2 separate regions of the Homo sapiens genome follow, and region 2 is linked to region 1. Evidence: chromatin contacts called from ENCODE Hi-C or POLR2A ChIA-PET data. All regions are on one chromosome and are shown on one strand. Each heading gives the region's core, a stretch centred on a gene start or an enhancer-like site at or near the end of the contact. The rest is flanking DNA. Distances are from core to core; before and after follow the strand shown. Region 1 has its middle 21 kb from the start of MIR3678. Region 2 holds the start of SAP30BP-AS1 (SAP30BP antisense RNA 1).

What was found. Hi-C counts contacts between places; a loop is a spot of excess contacts on that map. ChIA-PET counts read pairs that join two places held with the same protein, here RNA polymerase II (POLR2A). Pooled maps may share reads with other maps.
Region 2: a loop to region 1 is called in a pooled map, with 2.6 times the contacts of the local background. The contact joins the promoter of SAP30BP-AS1 here to the enhancer-like site in region 1. A Hi-C loop is called at or near these places in 6 of 50 pooled maps. POLR2A ChIA-PET finds 5 or more read pairs at or near these places in 2 of 52 experiments (T-cell and WTC11).

The regions. Positions count from the first base shown.
Region 1 is chr17:75,424,944-75,428,339 of GRCh38, reverse strand. No RefSeq gene overlaps it. Among named protein-coding and RNA genes, the nearest start is that of MIR3678, 21 kb to the right of the region's middle. RefSeq lists an enhancer at 1,536-1,595. Within about 2 kb of position 1,864, at least 21 of the 41 ENCODE cell types and tissues checked have a DNase peak (open chromatin) inside an H3K27ac peak, as active enhancers do.
Region 2 is chr17:75,683,041-75,686,628 of GRCh38, reverse strand. SAP30BP-AS1 (SAP30BP antisense RNA 1) reads left to right here and starts at 1,830. Exons shown (of 2, transcript NR_186496.1): 1 at 1,830-2,164; 2 at 2,851-3,086. The region is part of intron 3 of SAP30BP (SAP30 binding protein); the gene reads right to left.

The sequences.
Region 1 (3,396 bases), core at 615-3,114:
GCCAATTAAAACCCAGGCCGGGCACGGTGGCTCACGCCTGTAAATCCCAGCACTTTGGGAGGCCGAGGCGGGTGGATGACGAGCTCAGGAGATGAAGACCATCCTGGCTAACACGGTGAAACCCCGTCTCTACTAAAAATACAAAAAATTAGCCGGGCGTGGTGGCAGGTGCCTGTAGTCCCAGCTATTCGGGAGGCTGAGGCAGGAGAATGGCGTGAACCTGGGAGGCGGAGCTTGCAGTGAGCTGAGATTGCGCCATTGCACTCCAGCCTGGGCGACACAGCGAGACTCCATCTCAAAAAAAAAAAAAAAAAAAAAAACCCTTAGCTGTATTGTCATATAAAACACAGCCAGTAAACAGTGTCTGTTACCACCAAAACTATTGGTTTTCATTATGCCACGTTACTTCACCTTCTCCTGTGGTCAGATTGCTCGGAGAGGGGGTTGTTCCCGGTGACAGCCTGGTTCAGGGTGCCCAGATGCCTTGGGGGTGGGGGCTTGGGGCAGGCTTGCATCCTTGCAACCAATCTTGTTCCTCTAGGTTCTAACTGGCAATTATCTTACTGTCATGATCCAGACATACAATAATAATAGCAGTAGTAGTAGTAGCTTACTTTTTTTTCATTTGAGACTGAGTCTCGCTCTGTTGCCCAGGCTGTAGTGCAACGGTGCAATCTCGGCTCACTGCAATCTCCACCTTCCGGGTTCAAGCAATTCTCCTGCCTCAGCCTCCCAAGTAGCTGGGATTACAGGTGCCTGCCACCACGCATGGCTAATTTTTGTATTTTTAGTAGAGACAGGGTTTCATCATGTTGGCCAGGCTGGTCTCGAACTCCTGCCCTCAAGTGATCCGCCCACCTCGGCCTCCTCCCAAAGTGCTGGGATTACAGGCATGAGCCACTGTGCCCAGCTGTAGCTTACATTTAAGAGCTTGCTGAGGGTTAGACTCTGAGCTAAACACACTGTGTGCATTATTTCATTTTTGCTCCTAAGACAAAATGTCCATACATTCAGGATCCTAACCAGAGAGGAAGACATCAGACTTTGCCACTGAGCAATCTAAGTCTGAAAATGTTTTAGAAGTGAAAAGAGAATAAATTCCACAACTTTCTGCCCTTGAGCCATAAAACCAAAAAAGAGTCTAGTAGAAAGGGAAGATATGTTTCATAGAAGGCAGAGAAAATGCAGCTTCTGAGTTTATTAAGTAAATGGGAAAACATTATTTCTGTTCTTTTGTAACCACAAAGAATTGAAACTTGTGGTTGGCCGGGCGCAGTGGCTCACGCATGTAATCCCAGCACTTTGGGAGGCCAAGGCCGGCGGATCACGAGGTCAGGAGATCAAGACCATCCTGGCTACAACGGTGAAACCCCGTCTCTACTAAAAATACAAAAAAATTAGCCGGGCGTGGTGGTGGGCGCCTGTAATCCCAGCTACTCGGGAGGCTGAGGCAGGAGAATGGCTTGAACCCAGGAGGCGGAGCTTACGGTGAGCCAAGATCGCGCCACTGCACTCCAGCCTGGGTGACAGAGCGAGACTCGGTCTCAAAAAAAAAAGAAAGAAAAGAAACTTGTGGTTAACAAAGATTTAGGGGTTGGCGGGGGAGGGAGAGAGCAGTCTTGTTGGGTCGTGAATTCTGTTTTGGTTCCAGGGAAATAGGGTTTCCATTACATATGGTGCAACAGGATATTTCCTCCACGCTCCATCAAACAACGTTTCCTGGCACTTCTAGTGCGGCGAGTCCGGGCAGCAAGGTCGAATCCATTTTTGGAGCCAAAGGACTGCATTCCTTTACAGTTAGTTAGTTCTACAACCACCTCTGAGGAAATGCCTGCCTGTCTCGAGTGACATCTAATGGCAACCAAGGGAAGTACCCGATTTTCCAGCCTAGGTAAGGATCACCTACAAATGCTGCACTCTTTGTCACAACAGAAGCCGCTTGATCCTTTCCCTCACTAATTACCCTGTGGTTGATGGCAACACGTAGGGCTGACAACATGAGCAAGTAGAAGTTATTCCACTTGCTAATTAAAACCGTGAAGTATGCTTTCATGTAAAATGTGAAACCACCGAGTTACATTTGAATGTTCCCAAATCCTGGCCTCGGCAGTGATCGTCCTGGGTAAGTCACTTGTCCACCAGGGGTACACCTGCTTAGCTACAGGCTGGAGTGGCATGTTTTCTCTGTAAAGGGGCCCTAAGACATTTTTTTTCTTTCTTTCTTTCTTTTTTTTTAAGACGGAGTCTCACTGCGTTGCCCAGGCTGGAGTGCAGTGGTGCGATCTCGGCTCACTGCAGCTCCTCCTCCCAGGTTCAAGTGATTCTCCTGCCTCAGCCTCCCGAGTAGCAGGGATTACAGGGGCCTGCCACCATATCCAGCTAATTTTTGTATTTTTAGTAGAGACGGGGTTTTACCATGTTGATCAGGCTGATCTCGAACTCCTGATCTTGTGATCTGCCCACTTCGGCCTCCCAAAGTGCTAGGATTACAGGTGTGAGCCACCGCTCCGGACCATTATTTTTTCTTTTCTTTTCTTTTCTTTTTTTGTGAGACAGAGTTTCATTCTTGTTGCCCAGGCTGGAGTGCAGTGGCGCCATCTCGGCTTACCGCAACCTCCGCATCCCGGGTTCAAGTGATTCTCCTGCTTCAGCCTCCCGAGTAGCTGGGATTACAGGCATGTGCCACCACACCCGGCTAATTTTGTATTTTTAGTAGAGACGGGGTTTCTCCACATTGGCGAGGCTGGTCTCGAACTCCTGACCTCAGGTGACCTGCCTGCCTTGGCCTCCCAAAGTGCTGGGATTACAGGTGTGAGCCACTGTGCCCGGCCTGCCATTATTTTTTCTATAAAGCTTTAAGGCACTGGGCACAGTGGCTCACACCTGTAATCTCAACACTTTGGGAAGCCAAGGTGGGCAGATCCCTTGAGCCCAGGAGTTCAAGACCAGTCTGGGCAACATGGAGAAACCCAGTCTCTACTAAAAATACAAAAATTAGCAGGGTGTGGTGTGGTGGTGCCCACCTGTAGTCCCAGCTACTAAGGAGGGTAAGGCAGGTGACAGAGGGAGACCCTGTCTCAAAAAAAAAATAAGAAGAATAAAATAAATAATGGTCGTAATCTACAAAGCGTTTTGAGATCATTGGGTGACTGGCAATACAGGTATGCTCAGGAGAGAACAGCTAAAAGATACAGTCTGAGAAGCTTTTAATAACTATGACAACGGTGGATCCAAGTGGAATTGTTAAGACGAAGAAAGGGAAAATTGAGAGGAGAATGTCTAAAAGGTAAAAATTAAGAAAAAAAAATTTTTTTTTTGAGATGGAGTTTCGCTCTTGTTGCCCAGGCTGGGGTGCAATGGTGCAATCTCAGCTCACCGCAACCTCCACCTCCCGGC
Region 2 (3,588 bases), core at 581-3,080, 260 kb before region 1:
GCCCTCTGGGACACGCTGGGGTTGCCTTTGCTTAGACCACTTGCTGATGGGAAGGCTCTGCTCCCAACCACAGAAGGTTTCTTTTTTTCTTTCTTTTTTTTTTTCTTTTTCCTGAGATGGAGTCCCGCTCTGTTGCCCAGGCTGGAGTGCAGTGGCGCAATCTCGGCTCACTGCAAGCTCCGCCTCCAGGGTTCACGCCATTCTCCTTCCTCAACCTCCAGAGTAGCTGGGACTATAGGCGCCCGCCACCACGCCTGGCTAATTTTTGTATTTTTAGTAGAGACGGGGTTTCACCTCGTTAGCCAGGATGGTCTCGATCTCCTGACCTCGTGATCTGCCTGCCTCAGCCTCCCAAAGTGCTGAGATTACAGGCGTGAGCCACTGCGCCCGGCCCCAACCACAGAAGGTTTCTATAGGAATGGGTGAAACAGGAGTTTGCCAAGACTTATTAAGCCGGCTATAGAATTGGCCTTGTAGACTGAAGACAAGGTAGGGAGGAGGAAGGGAAACAGTTTCTCTATTTGAAAAATCTGGCTAAATTTACAAAGCCCACGTGACTCAGCACGGCTCCTGATGTTGTTACATGGAACATGTTACAACCAACTAGACTTCAATGTAAATGCAGGGAGCTATTTCCAAGGGGGACTTTTGTTATCCGACTATTCCAAGTACAATCTACATTTGATTCAAGACACTTCAAGATTTTTGGTTTCTTGAAAGTTACAGAAGATGGTCAGAGAGGGCCATTCCCTTTTTGTCTTATCCCCAGAGTGTCAGGAACGGGTGTATCTAGGTCCAGAGTTTGCCTCACACCAAGGATCTGAGTCAAGCTCTTGGTGGTGAGGCCAGGACAGGCTTTTTCCCTTCAAGGCTTCCCACAAGAACAGTATCTCTGTGCTTTAGGTTGATATATTTGGGGGGTTGGGGGGAGCCTGGAGACAGACAAGGACAAAAGAGACAGCTTTGTGAGGTTGAGAATGCAAGTCTGGAAGGCACACAACTCTACATGGCTACCAAATTACAAAAGCATTCCATCTGAGAGGCTGGCCGACAAGCTGAGGAGTTAGTTACATCAACATCTCAGGCAAATATACTCGCAGTCCCTGAAAGTCAGGGTGACAGAAATGCAAACTGGTCATCATCGACACCGGTAGGAAGGGGACTGAGTTACTTAGAGGGCCAAAAAGAAGGCAAGCATCTTTGAAGCACAGCCCAGAAAATATTTACCTAACTCCAAAGTTAGGAATAGAAATGAGCAAAATCCTATTGAACCCAGAAATCACACAGCAGCATTTCAGGAGACATGGATGAAAATACAGAACGAAGGTCGGAAGTGCTGGATCCCTAAGGACAGGCAGTCCTCTGTATCATATAATTTCAAAGAAATGAGTCCCAGATGGGGAAGGAGGGGCCCAGCCACACCTCAGTTAGCAATCCATGGCATCTGGCCCGAAGGGAAGGAGGTATGTTGGGGCTTGCACGGCTGATGGGAGGGTGTACCAGACACGCGGTGGCTCCCTGTGGGCTGTGGAACCACAGGAGTGAGGTGGGGCTTCTGGGAGTCTCAGCTTCAGGTTACTTGGATCAACTGCCATCAAGAAGGCCCCTCTGGCAGTGCAATGGAGCCAAGGAGGGGTCAGAGGGAGAATAATGGTCATTGTTCCCCTTTGCATGAGATCACAACTTCCAACAACTACCAGCGCTTCTACCAGCAGTGTTCAGCTTATGATGTAGTGAGGCCTTCCTTGGAAGGTGGCAGGACAAAGCCAAAGCAGGCTTGGATTTCCTTCCCTTGCGACAATTGAAGAGTGACTTTCATGGCCTGCCTGCCTTTCTGACTCCTGCTCAGATCCGGTTATCACCCAGCAGGCCCCTAGAACCCCCAGAACCCTAGACCTCAGGCTGGGGTAGGTTCTTCCCAGCACAGCCACTCCACGAGCTTCTGGAAATTCCATGTCTCCCAGCTGTGCAAGGCAACCCTAGTGTTGTTGAGGAAAAGCCTAAAGAAGACCATCCATCGTGTTGAGCGCAGGGAAGTGCCGAATGCTACGTAGGCTTGGGCATTCTCAATAGTTCAAGGCCCACATTACAACTTCCAAGAGAAGGGTGGTGGATGGCTCACAAACCAGCAATGGTCAAGGGCCATTTCCTTCTCTGGTCCTGGGTGAGTCATACTGTAATTTTGTTCCCTTCTAATCAGCACTCAAAAGATTACAGGGTATGGGAGATAGAACACAGGGGCAGGTGGACTAATAAAACAGGATGGAAGGATGAAGCATATACTCTCCCACTCACATAGCACCCCACATGACACCCTAAACGTAGAACCCACTACAAGCTAACCTACACTATTCAAGTCTCACAATAACCCTATGAGGTAGACATTATTATTTCCATTTTGCACACGAGTAAACTGAGGTAAAACACAATGAAGCAGCTCACCCAATAAATGGCAATGTTGAAATTCAAGGCCAAATCTGTTTGGCTCAAAAGCCCAGTTATCCAGTTATTCCCAACTTCCCACCTTCTCCCTCTAGACTAAGAGGCTGCAAAGGGTAGCGGTTTCTAGGAAGCTGTTGGTTCAACCACTGGGTAAGCCAACAGTGAAGACCAAGAAGGAAAAGCACCCCTCCAGGAATGATTCTCTAGCAGGTCAGAGTGAAGCAGGTATTAAAACCCTGGACTTAAGGGAAGACAGCCAGAATTATTATCTTTCACCTATGACGATCAGGGGAAACAGCTCTAGAGTCCATGGGGCCCCAGTGAGTCACATCTGAGTTAACTTGTTTGAAAGGGTTGGTCCTGCAGGCTTAATCACACAAACCGTGGGTGCTACCTCCCTGTCCTTAGCCTAGAGACTTCCTGGGGACTCACAGAAAAAATGCTACCAAATCCTGAACTCTACCCAGCTCTTCTCCCTTCCTGGGGGAACAACCATGTGGACTTCCAATAAGAACACGAGCTTAAAGAACGAGTTATTCCTTCTGACCCAAGTAAAGCACATGGCCCATTTCCTGTTCACCAGAGAACTTCATTAGAGGGAAACTGCAGACATAGCATTCAATTATAAAAACCTATTCAGATTTTGCTAGTGTAACGTGCTTATTTCTGGATTTAACTTATATAGCTGAAGAAAATATGAGAATGAGGGAAATGATGTGAAAATCTGTGGGGCTAAGGACTGGTGTCACTACTAGAACAAAAGTTGGTAGATCTCAATGGGTTTTTAAAAAAATCTCCATTTGGAATATTTAAAAAATTATTATTATTATTATTATTTTTTACCAAGCACCATGGTTCATGCTTGTAATCCCAGCACTTTGGGAGGCTGAGGCAGGCAGATCATTTGAGGTCAGGAGTCCGAGACCAGCTTGGCCAACATGGTGAAATCCCAGCTCTACTAAAAAAAATACAAAAATTGGCCAGGCGTGGTGGTGTGCACCTGTAGTCCCAGCTATTGGGGAGGCTGAGGCAGAAGAATTGCTTGAACCCCAGGAGGGAGGTTGCAGTGAGCTGAGATCGCACCACTGCACTCCAGCCTGGGCGACAGAGTGAGACTCTGTCTCAAAAAAAATAAATAAATAAATA